2 separate regions of the Mus musculus genome follow, and region 1 is linked to region 2. Evidence: chromatin loops called from intact Hi-C (ENCODE). Cell type or tissue: heart. All regions are shown on one strand.

Region 1 (8,000 bases), 1.0 Mb after region 2:
ATGAGAGGTCTGAAGAAAGCACGGGAGGAACTTGGAAAAGGGTGTCTAATATGTGATGTTGAAACTAGAAACCCCAAACCTGTGATGACTGTGACAAAATTATCAAATAACATTTTTCCCTCCCCATTTTCAGACAGCTCACCATCCAAATCAAAACATTCTGTTTAGTACATCATCACATAACATCACCAGCTGTTTCCATTTGTACTAAAGATTCTAAACGTGCCTTTCTCATGCCTAAACAGAATTCCTCTTTGCTGCACATTATTGCCAAAAATATGACGTGAAAAATATAGGCAGTGAAAGTCTATCTGTTCATATGCATGTCTAGCCCTGGGAAGGAGTATGGTTATTTTTTTAAACTTTATTTAGACCTGTGTGAATCAATGTATTTTCACTTCCAGTTGATTCTAATCTCTTTGGGATGCAATGAAATGGACTCAACTTCTCTCACAGAATGTCACATCACCCATGCAGTTTTGCTCTCTTTAATCTAAATGTTTAACTACTTTTAATACACATTGGAGAGAATTTTACCATATAGAAATTGGGGTGTGGTACAGGTTTAAACTTTTTTATACTATAAACGATTTCTCTCAACAGCGATAATAATTTTTCATTAAATTACTACTAGCTAACTATGAAATCTAAAAAACTGTGGGTGGGGGTTGTGGGTAGAATATCTGCTTTCATATCATTAAATAAAGCAGCTGTTGGTTTTGCTGTATAATTGATGTTGAGTCACTTATATTATGTGCCTTGGGGGGGTTGTTCATTCTCTTCTTTTCTGGACAATATGTTATATAAAATTAATTCAATGTGTATGCCATGTGTAGTCAAACATAACACCCTTTATCCTTTTTTGGCATTTTTTTTTTCAAGTTAAAGACCAAGTAAGAAGTAAGTAGAAGGCTGGGCCATTATCTTTGGCCCAAAGTATTTACATTTACGGGATAAAATTTCATAAATACTTTCAGTCCTAAAATTCTATGATTCAGTAATTTCTCTCTTACTATTCTTTTACATTATCAGAATTGTACATGCTTGATACTAAGAACTTTGCCATTTTTACTTGTTCTGATTTCCCGTTATCTCTGAACACACATGGAGTGGAGTAGAAAGGTCTAAACAGCAAAAACTACGCCCATCCTTCTCGGCAGGACCTTTCCTTGCCTTACTTCCTTCTCTCCACAGTTTAAGTTCTGTACAGACCCAGAATGATATAATCTCCATTAGAAACAAATGCCCTCTCTCTCTTCTCTCTCTTTCTCTCCTCTCTCTCTCTCACACACACTCACACACACACACACACACACACACACACACACACACCACATGCACACACTCGAACGCACATGCACACACACACATCATGCACACATACGACACACTCACAGACACTCCCTCCCCCACTTGGCATGCACACTGCAGTCGAAATCTCAGTAACATCCATCCCTGTAAAATTCCTTTTAAAATTCTTTGTTTACTTTTCCACTCTCACCCCTGGTTCTCAAGATTCTCCATTCCAAACCTGTGTTTTTCTTTTCATCCCCCGCCCTCTTTATAGCTGGGGAGTTGCCATATTTTACCATTTCTAATTTCCACTTAAAAGTATTCTTTTTTTCAAAATGCTGCTAGCATTTTTTTTTTTTTTTGCCCCAATACTTGATGTATTTCCTTCTTTTGACCACAGGTTTTATTCGGACTCTAGATCTTAACCTTGACCTGCCCTTAATTTCCTTCTCCCTTGGAATGAATTCTTGTAGATCAGTTTCGAACGTCATCGCTTGCCTAACACGCCCATGGCTGTTGCTATAGGGAGGAGGCATTTTGTTTTCCCGCGCATTGAAGTATTCTCTATATATTGATGATCTACTCCGGCACTCAAGATCTCTGAGAAAGCTGTTAGCACAAGAACTGCCGGGATGACATAATTTCCTCAGAGCCTCCTCCCAACCCTGCCTATCCTAGCCCCACCTGCGGGAAAATTTTAGTGATTCCAGTAGAGGATTTTTTGAACATTTGCTGATACTCTGCAATATTGCAAGCTTGAGTTTGCAGCGTTCTTTCTGTCCGGATGCACGGGAGCGGAGAGGGGCTTCTTTCCAAGATCAGACCAGGTGGAGTTTCGCGGCTGCCAATTCTTGGAACAGAGACACCCTTGACCCTCATTCTAGCAGTGAATGAACCTTCTAGCCTCTAGGTCCCATTTCCTTCCTGGGGACCCGAGTCTCATACCTCCCTGCTCCCACTGCTTTCTCATTTAGAGCTACTTCTCTGGAAGAGCGTGCCGCACACATTTCAGACACTTTCACACTTATCTCATTTGTTCTTCTTCGAAACCTTAACACAGGGACACACTGTCTCTCTCAATCCTGTTTCTCTGAGAAGAGGACTCCGGCCGGCCGCTGATTCATCCTGTCCTGACTAGGACAGGGCCGCGCCAGTCCTCTTCTGGCTGGACCACCTTTCCCATTCGCCTCCTTCACAAAACGTGGCAAGGGCAGAGCTGGGCCAGCCGGTGCCCCGCCTTTGTTTTCATTAACAGCGCACCTGGGCCTTAAGTGCTCAGCAAATGCCACGCTGCCACACAGATGTAGAAGCTGGCTTTTCCTGGCTCCAATTTGCTCCTTAGCTCTCATTTCCTGTTTCTCGGCCTCCCCACGGTTTCTCTTCCCACCCCATTCCACTCCGCAGAACTGCAAATTTTTCTCTAACACAAACTTCCCCTTTGAGCCTCCCACCTTCAGGCCGGTTTCCCACGCAGGGCGGGCTAGGAGGCACCGGGTAGGGGTTGTCAGGCCCCAGGAGCTCACCTCCGTTTCAAGAAAGTGGTACCCATAGTGCCCCGACCCTCCAGGACTGCCCGGGGTAAGCCCTAACCCTGCACCCCGCCGGGCCCTTTCCGCTTCCTCCACTGCCCGCCCCCTCCGACCCTCCCGGGAGGCTTGACCCGGAGTCCTCTCAGCCGCGGAGGGAACAGCCGAGCCGCCTCCTCCCTCTCCCCGCCCAGAATCCCGCGAATCCACTGCTCCGTGCGCGCAGGCGGGGCTGCAGGGATGGCGTCCAGCACCGGGCTCCCCTCCGAGGACGGAGCACCGATCTGTCCCTACTCATGTCCCCGCCGCCCTGGCTGGGGTCCCAGCTCAGCTGGAGCCTCCTGTCCTCTTTCACTGCTTTCCTAAATGGCCAGCTTGCTTAGGCGCCCCGGCGTGCCCCGGTAGCCGAGCGAGGCACACGCCCGAACCTCGCCCCCATTCATCCCGCCAAGGTGAATCTCAGCGAGTGGGGCGCCCTGGCTTCTCTTGCAACGTGCAACGCACTCGAACCTAAATAATGATTCCCCCTCATCTCTAGTAGAGTCTCTCTGCCCCCGTCACCCGCGGAGCAGCCCCCGTCGGGACCCCATTGTTGCCCAAGCCGCCAGGCGCCCGGGACGGACCCCTCGGACTCCAACGGCTCCGCCCACACCTTTCCAACTTAGCCGGGGTTGAGCCGCAGGGAGAGCTTGGGCGCGGGCCCCTTCCTCGCTCGCCTCCACCCACCCTGGTTGCTGTGGGGAGTGGGCAAGGGCCACGCGGGCTGGCCTCTTTATTTGTCTCCTAATTCTCTCTCCAAGGCTGCCTAGGCGCGTGGTGACACAAAAGAGGGGGACTTGGTGCCAGCTCAACAAGAGTCTCTCCAATGAGAGTTGTCATCCGGAGGTTACTCTCTCCGAGACCCCTAGAATTCCCCCCAGGCTGCGGCTATTGGAGCGGCAGGGGCCATGTACTGGTTATTTAGGGTGCCGCAGAGAGGTGGTGCAGGTGACAGGGTGGAGCGGAGAAGGCCCAGGGCCAGGGGCGGGGGCAGGGGTGGGGCCGGTGGGGCGGGGTGGCGGCTCCACGGACCCACCCCCTGCCGCTGGCCAGGCTGGCTAGAAGAGGGTTGGGCAGTGGGTGTTGCGTTCTACCTCTGTGATCGGGGAGGGGTTAGTTTCCCACAGGGGATTTCAACCATCACACTCAGAGCCCGCCTCCTAATCCTCCGGCAGAGCGGCTCGGGGCCCCATTTTATGGCAATAAAGCGACTTAGCGCCTGCTGAGCGAGCCCCTCCCCGCCGCCGCCCCCGCCCTCGGCCCCACCCCGGGGCTCGCCCGCAGCGGCGGGGCTTTGTTTCTGGGGAGGAGGACCCGGAGCTCTTTTGTTTGGGGGTTTGCTGTTTTCAACCCCCCACCCTCCCCACCCCACACACACCCCAACCTCACCCCGCCCCGCCCCACCCCCCGCTCCTCTCCGATTTCCTGAGCTGCGGGCTGCAAAGGGAGGAGAAGCAGCTTCTTGCAACCCCCTCGGCTGGGCCCCGGGGTAATTCGATGCGGGCCTGGCGTGGCTCCCCACGTTAGACCCGGGCTCGCGTCTCGGCAGCCTCCACCCACCGGCCCACCCTACATTTAGCGCATCATGTGATCCGGGTAAGTCATTTGCAAGTACAACAGTTCCCTGGGTTGCCCCCCATTCATTTCCTGAGAACTGCAGAGAGCAGCTGAGAGGCTCTGCTTGTGCGTGTGCGTGTGAGTGTGCGCGGGTGACGCCGTGTGAGTGTGTGTGTGTGTGTGTGTGTGTGTGTGTGTGTGAGTGTGTGCGCGAGTGTGCGCGCGCGCGTGTGAGAGAGAAAGGGCGAGAGAGAGGGGGACTCTTGTGTGAGGGAAAGAAAACAATTTCTCCTGCTCTGCAGCTTCTGTTCAGGTCTGTGCCGATTCCTTTTTTTTTTTTTTTTTTTTAATCAAAATAAACAACCCCCTCCTTTTTTTTGCCATCCCAAATCAGATCGTATTCTCTTAACATGTTTTATTTTCCTCTGTCATCTGCTCAAGTTAAATCATTTTGGTTGGTCTGTGTTCTTAAGGGGGGGGGGTGTTGGGAAGCGGGAGGGGGTCGGGGAAGGGCGATGCTATTGCCGAGCCTGGAGCGGCGGTCGGATTCGCGGAGAAGAAAGAGGGAGGTTACTTGTCCCACTCCCTAAACATTTTTAAAAGAACTTAGCAAGTAACGTGAATTAAGCAAATGCTTTGCTCCCCCGACTGGAATTGTTGGTTGCAGTGTTTGCCTGACAGTTGCCAAGGATGAGAAATAAATCCTCAGGGCTGAATCAGGGAGGGGGTGCGGGGGGGGGGGTTGTCGTGGAAGTAGTTGGTCCCTCGGAATGGATGGGCTGAATGAATAGCCACACAGGGGCCGAGCCGTGCGGGCAGTGTATGAGCTCTTGAGAGTGGAGGGGAAGGGGTTAAGGAGGAGATAAGATTGCTGGCATGAATAGTAGTCCTGGCGCTACATTTATTATTGTCTCTGGTCGTAATGATGTGGAACTGTCACTCGCTACTGTGCCTGGTCCATGGGAGTAGCCAGGGGCTGGCCTGTGGCTGTTATTTTCAATTACGAAGGACCTGGCTGGAGTTGACAAGGGACAACTTTGTAAGGCCACCTGGGCCGAGAAGCCCGCGGAGCTGGCCTAGGAGCCACTTCTAGCCTTAGACGCTCAGCTAAGAGGGCTAGCACTTGACCTCGACGTTAGTCAGTGTTCTTCTTAGATGCTCTTCTGCCGGGGAGAATCAATTCTGCTTTTGTTGGGTAGAGAACTGCCTCTCAGAACTTTGCAAACTTTTATCTTTGGCGAAAAGGGTGGGGTGCACTCAACAGTTTTGTTTCTTGGTGCATTTGAGGCAAATACTTGGAAAAAGTATCAATTCCTTTGTTAGATGTCCTGTAGCTTCCCAGCCCCCTCCCTCTGCTCCTCTAGTTTTGCATACTTTACTAGTAATTGCCCTAATTCAGCTGATAAAAGCTGAAATGTTGAGTTAAAGAGTATTAGTACAGCGGAATGTATAATCTGGATAAACAGTTTCTGTGTTTAGTATTGTCAGCTCTCTAATTTAACTGTACAGATGGCTTAAATCTCTGTTTTGTATGGATTGTTTAAAATAATTCTACTGTCTAATAGAATTCTCGACTGAGCACTAAGATATTTTAACTTGGCATTGACATCCTGTTTCCCTGTAACACGGGAGAGACAGGCAGAGGCTCTATTCACATCTAGTGAATGTGCATCTAGGTGCTTCTTAGACATCTGCCAATCAATTGCACACGTCATTCTGCAAATTCACCTCGAAGCCTTCACGCCTCTTTCTGAGCGGTGGAAAGAGATGTTTAGATAAGTAAATGCTTTGAAAGACATTTGGTGGCTTTTAGGAAGCCGCAGCTTCTGATGGGAAGAGGAGTGGTCACTTCAATGAGAAAATAAACCATCATCCTAGGCATGCTTTTAAATCTGGCATTTAATTACCACAGGGGGACCCCTCCTCCCTAAGAAAAAAAGCCTGTCTAGTGGCCAGTTCTTATCTGAATGTTCATTCCATTAAACAAACAAACAAACAAACAACAAACGGAAAAACCAGGTAGAAATTGGTTATGTAAAGAGTATATTTTTAGGTTTGAAAAATTTAACTGTAGCCTGTTGTTATTTATAGGATGCTTGAAGACAGACATTTCAATTGTATCACTGTTGCCTGGTCAATTTTGATAGATGTAATCCAGAAAGCTAATTTGGGTTTGAGAGAGAGCAATTTGAGCATTTAAATATTGGAAGGAAACAAACAACAAACAAACATTTACTGCATTTAGAAAAAAAAAGGTTTATTATGCTAACTCTTAATTAATCAAATATATTTAAACCAGCCAAGTTAAAATATTTTCACATGAAATTTTAATTTATGAACTGCATCTGTTTAACTAGCATAGCTGTGTCAGGGTAAATAAAACATTCTTGAGGATTTCTGTTGGTTACAGAAGTCCTTCAGTTATTTGTCTGCTACTTAGCAAGTCATATTTCAAAGAAACTTTTGTCAGCTCAACTTTATTGGATAATTTTTTACAACTGATTATTGAATGAAAATTGTTGTCTCCCCCCTCACACCCCCACCCCCAGTACTTTTCAAGAAACCATGTCCTCTGGGAGGACATGGTCCTGGTGTAACAGTTGAGACCTTGACCTTAGCAGCTCTTGGCTGGTTGTTTACTCCAGCTGCTGCCTGTGTGTGCTCCAGAAACGTAGGTGGTACAAGCACTCTTTTTCCTTGGGTTCTTCGTGTTCAGTACCCAGAGCTTGCACACAGCCTAGAGTCTATAATGTTGTGACTATATATAGATATATATGTTGCTTGGAGTTGACATCTGGCTTCTTGTGAAGGGAAACGGAGTTTCAAAGTTCCAGAGTCAGATCTTAAGCCATGAAGCAGTCTGTTTCCAACATCATAAAATTACTTACTTTAAACCCAGGTGCGTTTTATCTTAGCAGAGGTGATTTAGCTACTTGGTCCTCCAGACCCTGTACTCAGGAGTTTCAACTGGGAAGTGTTCATTAATGTGTAGTTGTGAGAAATATTATCCAGGGAGGTGGTGCTTATAGTAGCTGATGAGATAAAACTGTCTTGGGCATTTTTCTCAGTTGATACAAAATGGAAAGTATGAAATTTCATATTTTATAAATTAAATAACATTAGAATAATTCTATAAAATTGAGATGCTAGACAATGTGCTTTCGTATGTTGGGGAGCAGGATTCTGAAGTGTTTGGGGTTCATAAAGGTAGCTGCGCTGTATCTGCATCAATGCGCAACATTGGCACAAACATTATTATTATTATTATTGATGTTGTATCCACTGTGATTAAGGAACAAGAGCTAAGGATCTCCAAATTAATACTACCATTATCTTTTTTGTTTATGAAGTAACTTTCATTTTTAATATGTTCTGATACGGATCTTAGCTTCTGTCCCATTTACATTTTAAAGATAATTACAGTGGCAAACTGGAAATACTTATATTTTGGCCCCTTCCCCTTTTACTGTAATCCTGGCAGGACTTCTCTCACTCTGTAGCTGCCCTTGACAGCCTGATCCTCCTGCCTCCACTTTCTGGGTACAGGGTAGGCATGTGCCCCCACACTCAGCTTATTTTCTTTGT
Region 2 (8,000 bases):
AGCTTTAAATTTTCTGAAAGAGCATCTAGTAATAGAAAATAATGAAATATGCTTGCTGTGTGATCCTACAATTCTTCTTTTGGAATGTAATCACAAAATGAGAAGAGATTTATGCCCAAGGAGGATATCATAGAGCTATTCATAATGACACCAAATTGGAAGCCGCCCAAGCACCCATTAGACTGGTTTAGTGAATTAGAGCACATAAGTATAATTGAATAATCTGTGACATTGCAAATGGTGTAGATCTATAATTATTGACATGGATGAATGTGTATGAACATATTTGAATAAAGCCCTCAGCTGATACACATTATCATGTATCCTTTCATACAAAATCCCTTGCATTTGACCAAAAGTGTATATTTATCAGGAGAGAAAAATGGAGGGATATTTACCTAAACATTTAAGAGTTTTTCTTTTTCTTTTTTCCTTTTTATAAGCTGTGTGGTTTTAACAAGCAGCTGATAAACCTTTTTTCACTAACCACAAGTCAGTCAGTCAGTCAGTATACCTCCATCATATAAAATATTAGTATTTTATTTGAATGTATTTAGCATGTACTCAAAAATGTAAGGTTGCTTAATACCTTTGTTTTATGGTTTATTGGCTTGGTGGGCTTATCTATCTATTTATTTATTTATTTAGTAGCAAGTTTAGCCAGTTAGATAAAAGAATAACTAAAACAATTCTTTTGTTTTGTTTGGTTCTTATAGACACTTAAACACTTCAGGCATTGTTAACATAGTAATTCTTAAACTATTCAAGTTAGACAGATACATCTGGGGAAGGCAGTTTTTCCTTGACAACGTTGTTAGTTTCTTCTATGTATTTTGGAATAGTGTGAATTATTTGTTAGACTTAGGCTTTTTTATTTTTAAAAGGGTACTTTCAAAGATTCTGAAATAAATTCACTATCTTTTGATACATATTTCATGTTTATGATTATTTAAAATTGGCCACTACTAACTGTCCATCATTGCAGGGTGTGGAGTTATTCCCATTTTATGTCATGACCATCTCAGACTGTAGATACTACCCACTACCTCAGACACTTGCCAGTTCTTTGTGATGAGAACATCTATCATTTTGCCTTTTAGCTGGTTTGATTTATGCAGTATAATACTGAGTTACAATAATGGCCCTTCTGGGCAATGCACCTACAGAACTGACTTCTGTCAGTTACTCTGCATCTAGCCTCCTCCAAATACCCACTGGTCCTCTGCTTTGATAGCTACCATTCTACTTTCTGTTTATGAGCCCCAAGTTTTAGCTGCAATCTGAAGGGAATTTTGAAGTATTTGTCTTTCTGTGCTCACAAGGTTATCCCCCAAATAAAAAAAAATCACATAAAATTTTGATTCTTTTCTATGTTGACCATCAGCCAGTCTCACTGAAAATTGACCCTTTCTTTGTGTTTTTCTGCTTCATTGTGAGAGCAGTTTGAAGAAACAATTGTATGAATTTCTTATTTTTCAATCAGCTTAGTTCAGTTTTATCTATATTAAAGACATGCAAGCTTTCTTGAGTTTATTTTATCATTTCTAAATGATAAATTTATTCAAAGTAAATATTTTACTTGCTTTTATTCTTATTTTATAACTAAAGAGCAAAATAATGCATGTGAAATGGATCCCATTTCTCGATTTTATTCTTGTGAGGGATGGCAAAGAGGGGAAACCCGGCAGAGAGAAATGCTTGTTTTATAATTTAAAACACAGTGTCTATTAGGTTAAACAATAGATAAGTCCAACTAAGTCCAACTGCAGATGATCCTTTGCCTCTACTGTCCTCTTTGAACACCTGCACACACATGGAATACACAAACACACACACACAGACACAGAGACACATAGACACACAGACATACACACACACACTATATATATATATATATATATATATATATATACACACACACACACACACACACACACATACATGTACATATACACACAGACACACATTTTATATATATACACATACATGTACATATACACACAGACAGACAGAGATACACACACATAATATATACATACATATACACATACACATAGACACACACATGGATAAATTGAGTGTGATGGCAGGTATACATTGTGTTTCTAGTACTTTGGAAGTAAAGGCAGGAGAGTGATTAGTTGGAGGTCATCATTGCTACATAGCAAGTTTAAGGTCAGCGTGGGTCTCTTGGACCATGCATCAAAAGCATACAAGCAACAAAGAAACAAACAAATAAAAAGAAAACAAAACAAAAAAATTGCATACTACTTTGGTAGGTTGTGAGGATCTTACTCTCCTACATAATGACTCTTAACATTGAAAGACAGTGATATAGAAACAGGAAGGAGTTTATAGTGGATTTACCTTATTAGAAACAAAAATTGAAAATTGTGTCTTACTAAAGCCAAACTGCTTTGATGGAAGAAAATCTCAAAACACTTACAGAAAAGCCTATAGAAATAATGCATGGAAACTCCTGACAAGAGACTGACAGGATAAACAGCTAATACAATAAGACACATGAGGGAACAGGGCCATATAACAGACACTGCCAAGGGAGTTTTCCAATGATTTGCTCGCCTGAAGTCTCAAGGGTAAGCACATGCTAAGGGCTGACCTACTTTGGATGAAGCTTGCTGCCATTTTTTTTTTAAACAGGTAAATCCTTTGGTGTTTCAACAGAACAATGGATTGCTCATCAAAACAAATTCTCTGTAGATCCTACTGAAAGTCCTTCCTTACTCTCATCAAAATAATTATCTTCCACACAAATTATCTCTTTCACAAAAACAAATATTTCTGCGTCCTGCTTGCTCTTGTTACCAGACATGCATATTCCATGGGTGCTGGGCACACTCCAGCTAAATCTTGGTGGATTCTGAGACTTGCTGCTTCCTGAGGCTTGAGTTGGTTGGACAACTGGCTCTGGTTCTCAAAGAGTCAATATTAATTTTTGAATTGAGGGTTAAGAAGGAAGAGTTCCAAGCCAGGTTGAATGATTGTTCAGGTAGGTAGACTAAAAATGTTTACCTGTCTCCTTATTTTGTATGTGTGCCTCCAGCATGTATGTGTGGCATGTAAGATCTGAGGACAACTTGCCAGAGTCTGTTTTCTCCTTCCACCACGTGAATTCAAGTTGCTGAGCTTGGCAGCAAGCCTCCCGACCTGCCAAGCCATGCTGCTGGCCCGGGAGATGCTTTTATTTATGGCCTCTCCAGGCTTTTGTGTTATCTCTATGGTGGTTGCTTGGTCTTTGCTTCTGTCTGTGAAATCTGTTCTGTGTTTCTTTAGAACATCTGTCATGTAGATGGCGCTGTTGCTTAGTTTCCAGTGCTGATGGCTTATGATTGCGTTTCTTTAATTGAATGGGGAGGTGTACAGGGGAATCCAGTTGAGCACATGAACTCAGAATGCCATCTTGAGTCAGTAGACTTCAATATGACCCTGCCGAGGCCCTCGCTACTGCCAGTTAGTGTTATGGGGTCCCTACTTGAGAAAGGCAGGGTAAGGAATGTGCACCTTTTGACAGAGATATACATTCCATATGCTTTTCCCTCTCTGTGAAACACCCCCCCCCCCACTTCTCTCTTTATCTCTATCTTGGCAGTAAGTCTCCAACATGCAATTTGTCTGTGTAAGAATTAAGGAAAACTAACAAATACACTCAGAAACTTAAAATTTTCTACAAATTACTATTTAACTATGAACCTTTCTTTTATAACTCAGTGTTTTTCTCTGAAACTCACACTTGTTTACACAGGTTTCTTCTGGTATTTTTATGTTTGTGGTTGCAAACTAAAGATCAGGTGTATGTATATAGCCAACTCAGAAAGAGCTTTCATGTTTCATAGTTGTATTCTTAGAAAAGGCCACATATTCCTTGGATTCCTGGGAACATTGTACAGTGGGCCTATTAAGGATTGAGTAATTTATACAATAATAACTTCTACTGCTAAAAATGCAAGATGTCACACTTGTGCCTGTCAAGTACTAGCCTGAAACCTACCAGTGTTTTGTTCAATAGAAGGCTCACCTGTGTCTTCTGTGTGTGTTTTAAACCACTTAAAGGCAAGTACAATTGTGTGGTTTTTTTTTTTTTTTTCCTTACAGTTTTGGGCATGAAATCTGTCATCATGTTGGGCAACTGTATATTGTGTTTTTGGAGAGAAAATATCAACAGTTGTCAATAAAGAAGAGACACTGCCCACAGGATTTTTTAGTATCCTGTAGCAGACTTCAAGTGGGACCAAAGTGTCTCTCTCTCTCTCTCTCTCTCTCTCTCTCTCTCTCTCTCTCTCTCTCTCTCTTTAAATAATTTTAATTGTGTACATTTCAAATTATATCCCTCTTTGTAGTTACCCTTCCACAACTCCCTCATCCCACTCCCATTCTCCCGCTTCCCTTTGCCTCTATGAAGGTGCTCTTCCAGCTACTCACTCACTCTGGTCTCATCCCTCTGGCATTCCCCTACACTGGGGCATCAAGCCTTCCTCCCCTCCCATTGATGTCAGATAAGGCCATCCTCTGCTACATACGTATCTGGAGTCCTGGCTTCCTCCATATGTACTCTTTGGCTGGTGGTTTATTCCCTGGGGGCTCTGTGTGGTCCAGTCAGTTGATATTGTTCTTCGTAATGATGAGATCACATGCTTACATGTCATGTATACCAGTTGGCCATAGTAGTGCTGAAAAGTAGCCTGTGTCTATAGAGGAGTGATGTGATGCACTTCAGTGGCATTGAGGAGGATGAAGTGAGCGACTGAGGTAAATCCTGAAGAAATGAAATGAGGTGGCACGTCTTTGCATGGCACCTGAATACCCTGAGTTCTGTAGCTGCTCAGAACAAGGCTAGAGATGTTACTTTTTATTTAAGCTTGGGTCAGAAGGACTTTGTTGCGGTTACAGTCTTCTGTGTTAATCTACTATCAATTTAGGAAAAATAATGTCACAATCATGAGGCTCTCCACCGATTAAACACTTTTAATCAGTGTTTTATAGGCTAAATTGCTTACTATATGTCCATTTTGGTACAGCTTTGAGTCATAATTTTCTACTCTTCTACTGAAACACATTTCTTAATATTCAAATTGGTGTTGAGATTAAAAACACTTTCTTCATTTCATTCAGTGTCAGGTAGCTTTCATATTGTTATGGCCAAATGTCAGACAAAAGAAACATACAAGGTTTGGTTTCTAGGCAATGACAGTCTATTGTGTTGTAGAAGACATGACAGCATACCAGTAGAAAGAAGCATTGTGTTGATACGTCTCACATATCAACACACCAGGAAGAATGGCCTGGATAGAATCAGAATGGCTCTGACCTTCAAGACCTTGCCATAGTAACCCACTGTTTCTAACTAGGCAACTGTCCCAGTAGCTCCACAACTTTCCCACACAGTACCATGAGCTGGAGAACAGTTGTTTCATCCCCTGGGGGACATTTCACTTTAAGTCTTAACAGCTACGCTGTATAATAAATTATGATGCTTGAAATTGGCCCTCTGTAATAACAGAGTCCACACTAACAAATGTAGTCAACTATGGATTGAAAATATTTGAAACTGTGTATCTGGTTTTCCTTTATCACTCTCTAAAACACAGTATAGCAAGTGTTTATGTAGCATTTACCTTGTATGAAGTATTATAAATAATCTATAGCATGAAAATATATAGGAATTGACATACAGTTTCTTTACATATCCTGCATCATTTTACATAAAAGACTCTGAACTGTGAAGAAGTTGAGATATCCAAAGCTTCATGGAGCTTGTGGATGCCGATGGACAACCACTGTCATTCTTTAAAATTCTGATACTTAGCTTATTTTATGTGTTCATTTTCATTATAGCATTTTTCCCCTTTGGTTTTCTCAGGTTAGTGGGAGTTAGACCAGCATGTGTAAGCAGCTCATCTCACAAGAGTCATTGTTTTCTTTCTTGAAGTGTGCCTTTAGGTTATAAATACAGTGTTTGGTGACTCTTCCATATTGACTCTCCCTGGTATTGTCCCTCCCAACACACCATACCCATTTTCCCAACATGATGCCAGAGTTCATGTCTATAGCTATAAGAAGAAAAACAGTTATCTCTCCCTCCAAAGATCTTAGAGTCCATGTAGAGATACTGAGGAATCTTAGGTTGTGGTGAGTGGTAGAAGTTTTACAACTAACATGCTAAGGGCAAACCAGAGTGGCTGCCCATTTAGCAAAAGAAATTGTCATGGTTTTTCTTTCTGCTCTACTTTTCCATGCCCATTGAACAATCTTTCCTAGGGCCTAAAACATTTAAGGACATTTCTTTCATTATAACAAAGAAATCCAGACATTTGTGCTGGTTTTAAATGCCATATTTATTTTATAACAGAAAAAATACTAAAACAAATATACAGAGTATACTCTTTTCAACTGCTGACTTGCAAGTCATCAGTCTAGTTTTTAGATACCATTACACACAGCTCCTACGTCTCTCTCTCTCTCTCTCTCTCTCTCTCTCTCCCTTTCTCTCTCTCTCTCTCTCTCTCTCACACACACACACACACACACACACAGTTGTGGTTAGTGTCACTAAAGAAATTAAAAGTCAGTTTGCAGTTCTGCAACTCTAGACATAAATATATTAAACAATAGTGAGCTGAGATGCAGAGCTTCCTACCAAAACACAGCATCCTCTGAGGACTGGTTTAATAGCTTTTTATAGATCTACACCAAGCAATTATTTCCAACCCCAGCTATTCTGACCTTTCTTATTGTGGTTGTGGCTACTACTCTAAAAAGTGTTTTATACATAGCGTGGGGACACTGAGCAAGCTAAGTACACTATGGTTAAACCTTAAGCTTTGATCTGTTGTAGTTCCTCCTAATAGAGAGGTATACTAAGAGAAACTAAAGAGTTAGAAGCAACTCTGTGGGAGTTTACAGAAGGTGTTTCATATGTGTTCAGTGAAGTACTTAGCTTTCCTTCCACTTATGAAATCCCTGATTGATTTTGACAATTCTCCAAACAACAAATTTCCAATCGTTTACAATAGTGGTTGAGTCCTCACTGCCAATCTTCTCGAGCAACTTTATTGAAAAAATTTTCTATTGCTGGTGAGTATCTTGCCTCATGTAGTGATTATTTTTAAAAATCTGTTTCCTTTACAGGCATTGGAAGCCCATAAGGACTGGTACCTGCTGTTGCCTAGAGAAAGGTTTGAAACTGCTTTCCACATAGCAGACAAAGCATAACAAAACAAATCTTAACCCCCAAAGCAAAATCCAAACAAACAATCTCTGTTAAGTGAGTCCTGACATGATCAGCTGTGTGTGCTAAAGCGGTCAAACTTTGTGTCACAAGTTATTTTGGTAATAAACACATTTACAACACAATATATTTTCTCTGAAAAATTCGCCAGATTAAAAAAAAAGTACCATTCTATTTTTGGCAATAAGTATTTCCCAGACAGTTTCCTCATCAAAGGGAATTCAGCATCACGGCCATGTTCCATTCTTCCATTGTTCTGCAGTCAGGGACAAGCGCTTGTTACCGTTGAAGCTTTGGTTTAAACAATTTTAAAAATGCTCTAACTCCCATCTCTTGCACTCTCAGAGTGAGATCAAGGATTAAAAAGCTCCCAGACTTTCCAATCTTGGTGGAAAATTGGCTGTCACACGGAACGAGATATATTCTAACTGACTTTGCCGTGCAATTGGGTTCTTAATGAAAGCCGCGTAAGACAAACCTGCACCCCTCGGTATTTCATTTGTGCATCTTGTACCTGGAATAAAATGTAACTGCTGTAAATCTTTAAGTTGGGTTCAATAAAGCAATAATAGCGTACTGTGCAAACTGACCATTTAGCTTAACAACTGATTTGTTACACCATTAACTTGTCCGCTCTCTTGTCTTAGGGCTCTTTGCTAACTGAGTGGCTGTTAAGTACTGTCATGAACAGATTCTTCCAAGGGGAAAAACATCTGAAACCAGCGGCCGGTGCTATCGCTGACAGAAAGCTAAA

Evidence for each region. Hi-C counts contacts between places; a loop is a spot of excess contacts. Peaks named below come from ENCODE experiments on the same cell type or tissue, not always from the same donor. Only the 100,000 strongest peaks of a DNase experiment are listed, where the experiment ranks them.
Region 1: a loop joins it to region 2, with 6 times the contacts of the local background. A loop is called at or near these places in 2 of 42 quality-filtered maps.

What each region holds. Positions count from the first base shown.
Region 1 is chr14:100,280,985-100,288,984 of GRCm38, reverse strand. It overlaps Gm41231 (a long non-coding RNA gene), which reads right to left and starts at 3,262. Exons shown (of 4, transcript XR_003951003.1): 1 at 3,199-3,262; 2 at 2,554-3,112. It also overlaps a transcript of Klf12 not described here. In heart, a CTCF peak has its summit at 3,790; DNase peaks (open chromatin) are centred at 3,074, 4,004, 4,394 and 5,324; H3K4me3 peaks cover 4,797 bases; H3K27ac peaks cover 4,150 bases; H3K27me3 peaks cover 233 bases.
Region 2 is chr14:101,290,210-101,298,209 of GRCm38, reverse strand. No RefSeq gene overlaps it. Among named protein-coding and RNA genes, the nearest start is that of Gm34361, 93 kb to the right of the region's middle. In heart, a CTCF peak has its summit at 3,305; no DNase peak of the experiment used is centred here.